Linked DNA regions of Homo sapiens: regions 1 and 3 are each linked to region 2. A link is a contact called in ENCODE Hi-C or POLR2A ChIA-PET data. All regions are on one chromosome and are shown on one strand. Each heading gives the region's core, a stretch centred on a gene start or an enhancer-like site at or near the end of the contact. The rest is flanking DNA. Distances are from core to core; before and after follow the strand shown. Region 1 overlaps STARD13 (StAR related lipid transfer domain containing 13). Region 2 has its middle 73 kb from the start of RFC3. Region 3 overlaps STARD13 (StAR related lipid transfer domain containing 13).

Evidence for each region. Hi-C counts contacts between places; a loop is a spot of excess contacts on that map. ChIA-PET counts read pairs that join two places held with the same protein, here RNA polymerase II (POLR2A). Pooled maps may share reads with other maps.
Region 1: a pooled map shows a loop between it and region 2 (2.7-fold over the local background). The contact joins two enhancer-like sites. A Hi-C loop is called at or near these places in 1 of 37 single-sample maps with no recorded cell type and 2 of 50 pooled maps. POLR2A ChIA-PET finds 5 or more read pairs at or near these places in 1 of 52 experiments (activated T-cell).
Region 3: a loop to region 2 is called in a map with no recorded cell type, with 5 times the contacts of the local background. The contact joins two enhancer-like sites. A Hi-C loop is called at or near these places in 5 of 37 single-sample maps with no recorded cell type and 3 of 50 pooled maps. POLR2A ChIA-PET finds 5 or more read pairs at or near these places in 2 of 52 experiments (OCI-LY7 and activated CD4-positive, alpha-beta T cell).

The regions. Positions count from the first base shown.
Region 1 is chr13:33,109,414-33,112,257 of GRCh38, forward strand. It overlaps STARD13 (StAR related lipid transfer domain containing 13), which reads right to left. Exons shown (of 14, transcript NM_178006.4): 10 at 2,365-2,479; 11 at 1,273-1,494; 12 at 460-677. Among named protein-coding and RNA genes, the nearest start is that of KL, 94 kb to the left of the region's middle. RefSeq lists enhancers at 167-226, 327-416. Within about 2 kb of position 1,563, at least 19 of the 41 ENCODE cell types and tissues checked have a DNase peak (open chromatin) inside an H3K27ac peak, as active enhancers do.
Region 2 is chr13:33,744,033-33,747,174 of GRCh38, forward strand. No RefSeq gene overlaps it. Among named protein-coding and RNA genes, the nearest start is that of RFC3, 73 kb to the right of the region's middle. Within about 2 kb of position 1,724, at least 10 of the 41 ENCODE cell types and tissues checked have a DNase peak (open chromatin) inside an H3K27ac peak, as active enhancers do.
Region 3 is chr13:33,144,372-33,147,454 of GRCh38, forward strand. The region is part of intron 3 of STARD13 (StAR related lipid transfer domain containing 13); the gene reads right to left. Among named protein-coding and RNA genes, the nearest start is that of KL, 130 kb to the left of the region's middle. RefSeq lists an enhancer at 2,497-2,796. Within about 2 kb of position 1,505, at least 3 of the 41 ENCODE cell types and tissues checked have a DNase peak (open chromatin) inside an H3K27ac peak, as active enhancers do.

The DNA of each region.
Region 1 (2,844 bases), core at 313-2,812, 630 kb before region 2:
TAGCTATGAGCATCTGAAGTTATACAGATGAGTTCTGAAGTCAAACCTACTCCAGTCTTGAGAGTTACACACACTTTCCCAGGGGAGAAAAACAAAATCAGAAGAAAAGCCAGTCAGATCCATTTGCATAATTTGGCAGAAAGTGCAACCGGACAAACAGCAGCTTTTCTGGGCCGTCTGCTCTGAGGAAATGAATAATATTTATGGCCTAATAAACTGTGTGCTCCACAAGGAGAGGGGCAATCAGAGAGCCCAGGCAGAGCTGTAGGCTGGGTGAAAAGACACAGGAAGTCGGGCATCGACACAGAAAACTCAGATGTCACTGAGGGAAACAAGAGCCGGCTTAGTGTTCCCCGTGGAGGCTGGACTTTGGTGGGAGACACCAGGAGAAGTGCTCACATCTACAGTTCGCGTCCTGCCTTTGGAACAGAACATCATAAACCCTAGAGTCAGGCTCACCTGAGAACCACAAAGTCTCTGGAAGGATGGGGAGCCATGCTGTTCAGCACATACTGGTAGATCTCTGTTTGCCTGTCTAGAGTTTCCACAACCTTCCACTGCACAAAGTCCTCGTCCCACAGGTGGCGCTCTCTCAGCACGCGGTTCAGGACCACTGAGGGGGGTGCTTCCACCTCCACAGAAGCCTTCCACAGCTTCAGCGGGTTCCCGTCGCCCACCTTGGGAAAGACAACGTCAGAAGCTGAAGAGGTTGTCTGGGATATGGGTCCAACATTTTTTGTTTGGGCTTTTAGTTTTGCTATCATACCTTGCTGGGTGTTCAAAAACCATCACTGATTATGTAAATTGAGAGTGATACTACATACCTCAGCTGTAACATTTTAGTCCTTAAGCTTAAAAGAATAATAATGATGATAAAAATAATAATCACCAACACACCTAGTGGTTACTGTGTGCCAGGAACTATTCTAAGCCATTTGGTTTGTAAATTAGCCTTCCTCCGACAGTGGTACTCTTACAATGTCCATTTTGCAAATGGGAAAACTGAGGCACAGAGAGGTGTGTGACTTGCCCAACATCACACAGCTACGGGGGAGAGACAGGACCGGGATCCAGCTGTCCGGCTCCATAGTTTACTCTCTGATTATAGGCAACAGATCTCTGGACTGAGTTCTTTGAATGGTTCATGTGCCTTAACTGTCCGCGTGTGTGCCAAGCCCTGTGGACACAGCAGCTGTTTTCAATGCAAAAACAAATGTCTGATTGTTAGCTGTGGCTTTCTGGGGGTGATCTTTTTCCATCCTCTGAGATTACCTTTTTGAAAGCAAGATCTGTATTGTCCGTGCTGGAGCACGTGACCCATCCTTTGAACTTCTCCTTGGCTTCTTTCTGGAGGCCCTGGATGAGATGGTTCAGGTAAGTGTGGAAAGTTGCCCCACTCTCCTCCAGCTGTGTCCCCAATTCTTCCAGGGTTGGCACGTGGATCTCAGCCTCCACATACGAGTTACGAGACTGGGCCACCAACTCGTGTGGAACCTAGACCAACGGATGCATGAAAGGGCAACACACTGAGCCAAAGAAACGCCGAGACTCAAAGAAAGCAAAGCCATTTCACCCACAACCCGGCTCTGAGCCACGGGCCGAGGGCCACACGGCCAGAGATGTTTTTCTAAGATCATTGCCAAGGCCGGGAGGGGCCTTCCTAAAGTCAGGAAATACAAACATGTTTCTGAGGCTGTATTTATTATTCAAAACATTGCAATGACTTCCCCTTTATTATTTTCACTTCCCTTTTATTTTACCTTTACTGTCTTTTTATTCAGTTTGGCAAAATATGGGCTCAGACAACTTTACCCACTATGAATAAGACTTAAAACAGACAGACTTGTGAAGGGAAACATCAAACATGACTTGGGAATAGCTTTACTTTTTTAGCACACTTTTCCCATTGACAAATGCCAATTCTATCACAAAAGTATGCCACAAGTCTGGTTCACTTACTTCTTTTACATATCTGTGGCTGTATTCATAAGCTGTCATTGGTTCTTAGCAACAAAGATTCCTCAGTATCATACACACACTCACACAGATGTTTAACCTAATCAAGCTCCAAGGTAAAATCAAATAGAACATAATTGGCTGACTGGCCTTGAACCTGATAATGGCAGGTGATGCACTGTTTGCATAAAAACCATCAGTATGGTAATCCCAAGTGTCTTTATCAAAGCCTCAATTGTATAGCTAGCTCCTCAGCTTTCTTGGAAGCAAACACCAGAGCTATAACATATACTATTGTCATAAAATCAGGAACAAACAGATAGAAACCATAAATGTAGCAACAATCCCAAGCGTCTTATCTAGTTCCAAGAGCTACTAGGGAGGCGGAGGTTCGAGCCTTTTGCTCACCTCAAAAAGTCTGTCGCATTCCATGATCATGTGCGCTAGCCCCTGAGCTGCTGCCAGATTCTCGTTGAGGTCCTTTTGATCTGGCTTCCCAGTGGCATATTTCTTCTGTATGACTCTGTAATTGAACGTGAGTGTGCTAAGCAGATCCCACACCAACGAGCTTGTCACAATACCAAACTCATCCCTTTTGTTTTCTGTTTATACCCAGATGCTATCCAGATCCCAGGCTTTTGCGTTTCCAAATAAAAACAATGATCACATATCTTAGATATCTGAATCAGGCTAACAGTCTGACAGTTCACAAGGAAAAATCTTGGAAAACTAAAGGGCAGGAAGAACAGCAGGGGACAAAATTAATCTGTTTTTCCAAAGTTTGAAACCCCTTAACTGCAAGCTCCTGTGCTTTGGTCTTAAATATAGCCTTTTAAAAATTGTAAAATACTACTTTGTGTATGTTTTCCTCCTCACTCACACAGACAA
Region 2 (3,142 bases), core at 474-2,973:
GATATGTGAACGAATGGTACTGCTCTCGCACACTGACATTGCCAGGGCAAGTATGTTTTGATGATTATGGATCTGATCTTTCACAATCAACAGACTTCCTGTCTGTCACCTCAGACTTTAGAAACAATGAGAATAAGCTAACATGTAACTGGGAGCTCTTCATGAGAACTGAAAGAGACAACTGGAGCTGTGGTGACAGAGTGGGGCGAGTTGGTGGAGAGGGCAAACTCATTCAGCCTCCCTCATTCCCCTGGCCTTCCAGGCAGAAGCTTCTTCCACCCTGCAGCAGAGGTTATTGCTAAGAGTCCTACAACTTGCCCCTGACTGGTTCCTAGAGAAACTTCTTCCTGCAGGTTTGGGTGCAGAGTGAGCTGTGGCCTTCCAGTTCCCTGCGTGTGCACTCAGGGTGCTTGGAGCATCCTTCAGAAAAGATGGGACCTTGGAAAGTCACTGATTCTTGCTGAGTTGCAACTTCCTCATCTATGTAGGGGAGAAAACTTAGTATCTTTTCTTTATCTCTCACAGTTCATGGCTGAGGCCCATAACAAAATACGGATTAGCAAGAGAAAAGCATAACACATTTATTTAATGCAAGTTTTAAGTGACATAGGCACCTTCAGTAATGAAAACTCAAAGACCCAGGGAAAAGTGTGGATTTTTATGGACAGTCATGCAGAAGTATGACTGGAGGCAAAAGGATATGATCAAGTGGTAATAAGCGGGGGGTACTTGGTAAGGCCTGCTTGTTCAGATTCCTCTTGGCCTCTCTGTGTGACATTCCTTCCCTCCAGCTATAGGACAAGACACCTGTCACATGAAAATCTTCAGGGGAGGAGGGTGGGAGTAGGTCAGAGGTAACCTTCCTAGGTTTTAAGGCCCACTTCAGGGGAGAGAGGGACAAGAGGAATTTCAGTTTCTATGTCCCACTGTAGGGGAGAAGGGGTGGGAGAAGGTCAGAGAGACTATCTTGCTTCTGAGGTTTTCTCAATTTCCTTCAGCATGCTTCACTCAGTATGTCAATATGCCACATTCTGAGGTGGCATTTTTTGCACCTCATCTTCTGTAGTGGGGCCTTTCCTCCACTTTTATTTACTTCACAGAATGATGAACATAGTGGAGGTGATGTGAACGGTAGTTACTATGCTGCTCAGCAAGAGGAAGTGGGGTAGAAGATGGAAGCAGCTTCAGGAGGATTCCAGGCAGGAAGTATATGGGATTAGAGCAGCTGGGTGGAGCAGGGAAGTCCTCCAGGGCAGGGGAGGGGCTACCACTTACAACCTCCAGTCGGAAAGACACAGCACAAAATGGATTCTTTCCAGATTTTTCTACTTGTAATTTTTTTTTAATGAGTACACAGCATTGCATTCCTGTAAAACTTTAATTTTGTTTAAAGAACAAATGCTGCCTACATTCCAGATACTGGTTCTTGCTTCCAGGAGAATACTTGAAATAGATCTTTTCATGAACAAGTGTGTTTGTGGCCAGTGCCCCCATTGGCAAGGCTGTTGAATTAAAAATCCTTAATTTTTTTTTTTTAATTTGTACTCTGTATGTTTACTGAATTACAGAAAGGTACATTCAGAACTTTTGTCTTCTTTCCAAGTGGGTGTCTCAGGAGTCAGCAGCTGCATAAATACACACACAGTTCAGTTAACTGAAATTGGGGATTAATGATGTGTGCTACACCTGCATTTTTAATCTTGCAAAAAAAAACCCATTAAGTGCAAGCATAGAGGATTACGATGAGCCACACACCTGCAGGGAACATGGTGACCTGACGACAGAAATGAGCATGTCTGCTCTGCTGCACAACCACAGGCCAGTCGTCTCCACAGGAGGAGAGTGTTTCAAAGATGCTGATGGGAGGGAGTCCATTGTTATCGTTTCACATAAAGGACAGTGGTAACTGAACATTAGAAAAGAAAAATTGCTGTTCCATTTTTCCTTTATGCAGAAATGAACAACTTATTACAAATTTAACCAGCCTCACTGCCAGCCTTCTCAGCAGTGCCAAGTGATATGAAACAGCAGCAGCAGCAGCAGCCCATGGCATACATTTGAATACACATGGTCCTGTGGCTCACCACACGTTTTGCACTCACCCTCTTTAAAACAGCTTCTGCTTAAACCCCCACTACTTCATCCTTGGGGGCTTAATGCCTTTAGCTAAAGCTAAAGCTTCCTGGAGGCAGTGACCACATCACATCCACCTTCATATCCAACATGTAGTACAGGCTTGTCCCACAACGGATGCTCATTCGGAAGGGCAAGTACTCATTAAATGCTCCATTTAGTAAGAGGACTTATAATATTGCAATGCCCTCTGTTGAATTCCTACTATTGCATTGCCAAAGATGAAACAAAATGATAATAACCAGCATTGGCAGTATTGAGAGAAATGATGAACCTATTTAGAGTTCAAAGTAGCTGTATGGAAAATGTAGGAGTTCATTGTGAAATAGAAAGTGGCTAAAGAGGAGTCATGGTACGTAGACTGTATGGCTGAGATTTCACTTTAGTATTGCCTTTTAATAAAGCAGGTTGGAGGCCGGGCGTGGTGGTTCATGCCTGTAACCCCAGCACTTTGGGAGGTGGAGGCAGGCGGATCACGAGGTCAGGAGATTGAGACCATCCTGGCTAACACGGTGAAACCCCGTCTCTACTAAAAATACAAAAAATTAGCCGGGCATGGTGGTAGGCGCCTGTAGTCCCAGCTACTCGGGAGGCTGAGACAGGAGAATGGCGTGAACCTGGGAGGCAGAGCTTGCAGTGAGCCAAGATCACACCACTGCACTCCAACCTGGGTGACAGAGTGAGACTCCATCTCCAAAAAATAAATAAATAAATAAATAAATAAATAAAGCAGATTGGAAATACCAAAAGGATTAAAATTAGCATATTTTAAAACCAGCAATTCTAAAACATCCTAAGCAACAGCATAAATCATTAATTTGTCCTAATATTTACCTACAAAGAAGTTCATTGCAGCATTGCTTATCATATTAGAAGATTGAAACTAAACGGAATGTCCAACATAAGGGGATTTGTAGAATAAAAGCATACATCTTTCCAAGGGACTATGGAATAGATATTGAAAATGTTGTAAAGGCAGAATATTTCTATATATGGAGAGAAATAAGAA
Region 3 (3,083 bases), core at 255-2,754, 600 kb before region 2:
AAGTCTTGCCTCTCCTTTGGCCCTAATTCAGTCTCCTGTCGTTGTTTATCAAGAGTCAGGCATCAGCCTCCTAATTGGTTTCACTACCACTTCTAAAACTTTACACTGAAACCAGTTCTATTTCTCAACTTTTTCTCACGTCGCTCACCGACTGAAATACGTTTAATGACTCTCCTCATTTTCAACCACCTCCAATGTACCCTCTGACTACGCATTCATTAGTGTCAGATATAGCAGGCAATGCTGAGTTGGAAGCTGATCATCTCATCTGAGACCATCTTTGGCAGGCTCTCAGCCTGTCTCTTTGGTCTGTTCCACGTGTGTTAGCATGTCTACCTAAGAGTGGGTGTGAAGTGAAAAAAAATGGTGGATATTGCACATTTGGTGGCTCTGTAACAGGTTTGTTTAGGGGAGGATTGCCTGTTATTTATAAAATGAACTTATCTAGTGAACTTGTTCTTCCATTAGGGTTTGGAAGCACAAACAAAACACTCCATTCTGCTTTTCTGTGGAAAAGCTTTTGATCTACGACACACACACAAGACATCAAAGGAATCATCTTCTATATACCACAGACTCGAATATGCTTTATACTTTCTGACACATGCAGGAAGTTTATTTATTATTTTCTAAAGCTGAAGACTCTAAGTAGATTTGACTTTATAGCTCTGGGTCCTTTTATTGCCCCTAAACTCAGATGTTTGCCTGTACCTTACAAATTGCTTCTCTACTTGGAAAAAGCAGTTGCAAAACATGTATTTGATAAAGGACTCATATACAGAACACCTAAAGAATTCTTAAACTCAGTAACAAGTCAAACAACCTGATTTTCAAATGGGCAGAATATTCAAACAGATACTTCTAAGAGAAGACATGAAAGGATGTTCAATATCATCAGTCATGAAAGAAATGCAAATTAAAATCATAACGAGACACCACTACACAACAGAATACCTAAAGTAAAAACGCTGACAACATTAAGTATTAGCAAGGATTCAGAACTACTGAAACTTCCAAAGCGTACAGTCTCTTTGGAAAACAGTTTGGCAGTCTCTTATGAAATTAGATATATTTTTAGTACTTGATCTAGCAATTCCACTCTCAGCTACTTATGCAAGATAAAAGAAATCACATGTCCACAAAAAGATTTATACTTTTTATAATTTTTTTTTTGCTGTAAAAAGATTTGTACTTGAATGTTCATAGCAGCTTTAATCATAAGATAGCCAAAAAGTAGAAATGGCCCAAATGTCCATCAGCTGGTAAATGGATATAAAAATTGTGGTATATCCATACAATGGAATACTCAACAATTCAAGGCACTAACTATTGATACATACAACACTATACATGAATCTCAGAGTCATTATGCTAAGTAAAAGAACCCAGACACAAAGAGCATACACTACAGGATTCCACTCATCAAAAAAATTTCAGGCAAGGCAAAACTGTAGTGACAGGAAACAGATGAGTGGTTGCCAAATGCTGGCACTGGGGGACTTTTTGAGGTCACAAAAATGTTCTGTGTCACGGCTGGGCATGGTGGCTCATGCCTGTCATCCCAGAACTTTGGGAGGCCAAGGTGGGCAGATCGCTTGAGCCCAGGAGTTTGAGACCAGCCTGGGCAACATGGAGAGGCCCTGTCGCTACAAAAAAAATATATAAAAATTAAGCCGGGTGTGGTGGCTTATGCCTGTAATCCCAGCACTTTGGGAGGTGAAGGCAGGTGGATCACCTGAGGTGAGGAGTTCAAGACCAGCCTGACCAACATGGTAAAACCCCATTTCTACTAAAAATGCAAAATTAGCCAGGCGTGGTGGCACATGCCTGTAATCCCAGCTACTCAGGAGGCTGAGGCAGGAGAATTGCTTGAACCCGGGAGGCGGAGGTTGCAGCGAGCCGAGATTGCACCATTGCACCCCAGCCTGGGTGACAGAGTGAAACTCCATCTCAAAAAAAAAAATTAGCTGGGCATGGTGGCACGTGCCTGTAGTCCTAGCTACACAGGAGGCTGAAGTGAGAGGATCACTTGAGCCTGGGAGGTCAAGGCTGCAGTGAGCTGAGACCACGCCACTGCACTCCAGCCTGGGTGACATAGTAGGACCCTGTAGCTGAAAAAATAAAGTTTTATGTCACGATTGTGGTGATAGTTACATAGCTGTACATTTCACAAAATTAATCAAATTGTATGCTTTGGTGATTTTTTGGAATATAAATTATATTTAAATAAAGCTGAATAAAAAATAATGCAAGTGAGTGACATCAGTGAAAAAGGTTAAGTGAAAACCTCCAAAACCCCACTTCTTCATAAAATCAACAAAAGTACTGGCAGATATTGTCAAAATCAACTTTTTAAGAAAGCTGTAAATTGATATGGGCTTCCAACAAACTAAGTAACACTAAGTGTCTATTTAAGAAAAATGGTTAAACATATGTAAGGACAGTGAGCTTTGTGACATTCAAACCCACCCTATTCCTATGCCCTTTTCCCCAGCTTTTCAGGAGCTTTGAAAATCAACAGCATCACCGTCAGAGTAGCTGTGAAAACTAGTAGCCTTGCATCCACTGGAGAGGGAAGAACATGTTTGAGCTTCCCCAAAACTCCGTTACCAAAGAATTGTCATTATCTGAGCTGTCTGGGAATTCCCTGAAAACCCCCAGTTCACAGCGCTTGTCTTTATTTAACCTGACTCAAATCATTACTGAAACTAGCTTATACCCAGGGTGTTTGTCAAAGACAGTCAGTAGTAATTAGTCAACATGGCAGTTGCCTGAAATGGTAATAACAGTTGAGCCAAACAAGATGCTAACCAAAAAGCTTAAAAAGAATATCTGGGAGAATGAGATGTCCATAGGGGACTTAGAAAAGTTCCAATGTATTCCTAGGAATCTAGAAGGCCAAGTACATGTGCAGAACTGTGTGTATACCCAGGAAAGACCTGAGCTGGCCCTAATCTTCCACCTTTAGCTGACCTTGATGATCTGCACAAGCAGGAAATCAAGGCTAAGGCAGAGTTATCAATTCCCTGCTGCAGTGCTGAAGCCATATTGTAACATGCACAAAGAGCCGCTCAGCAAAGACT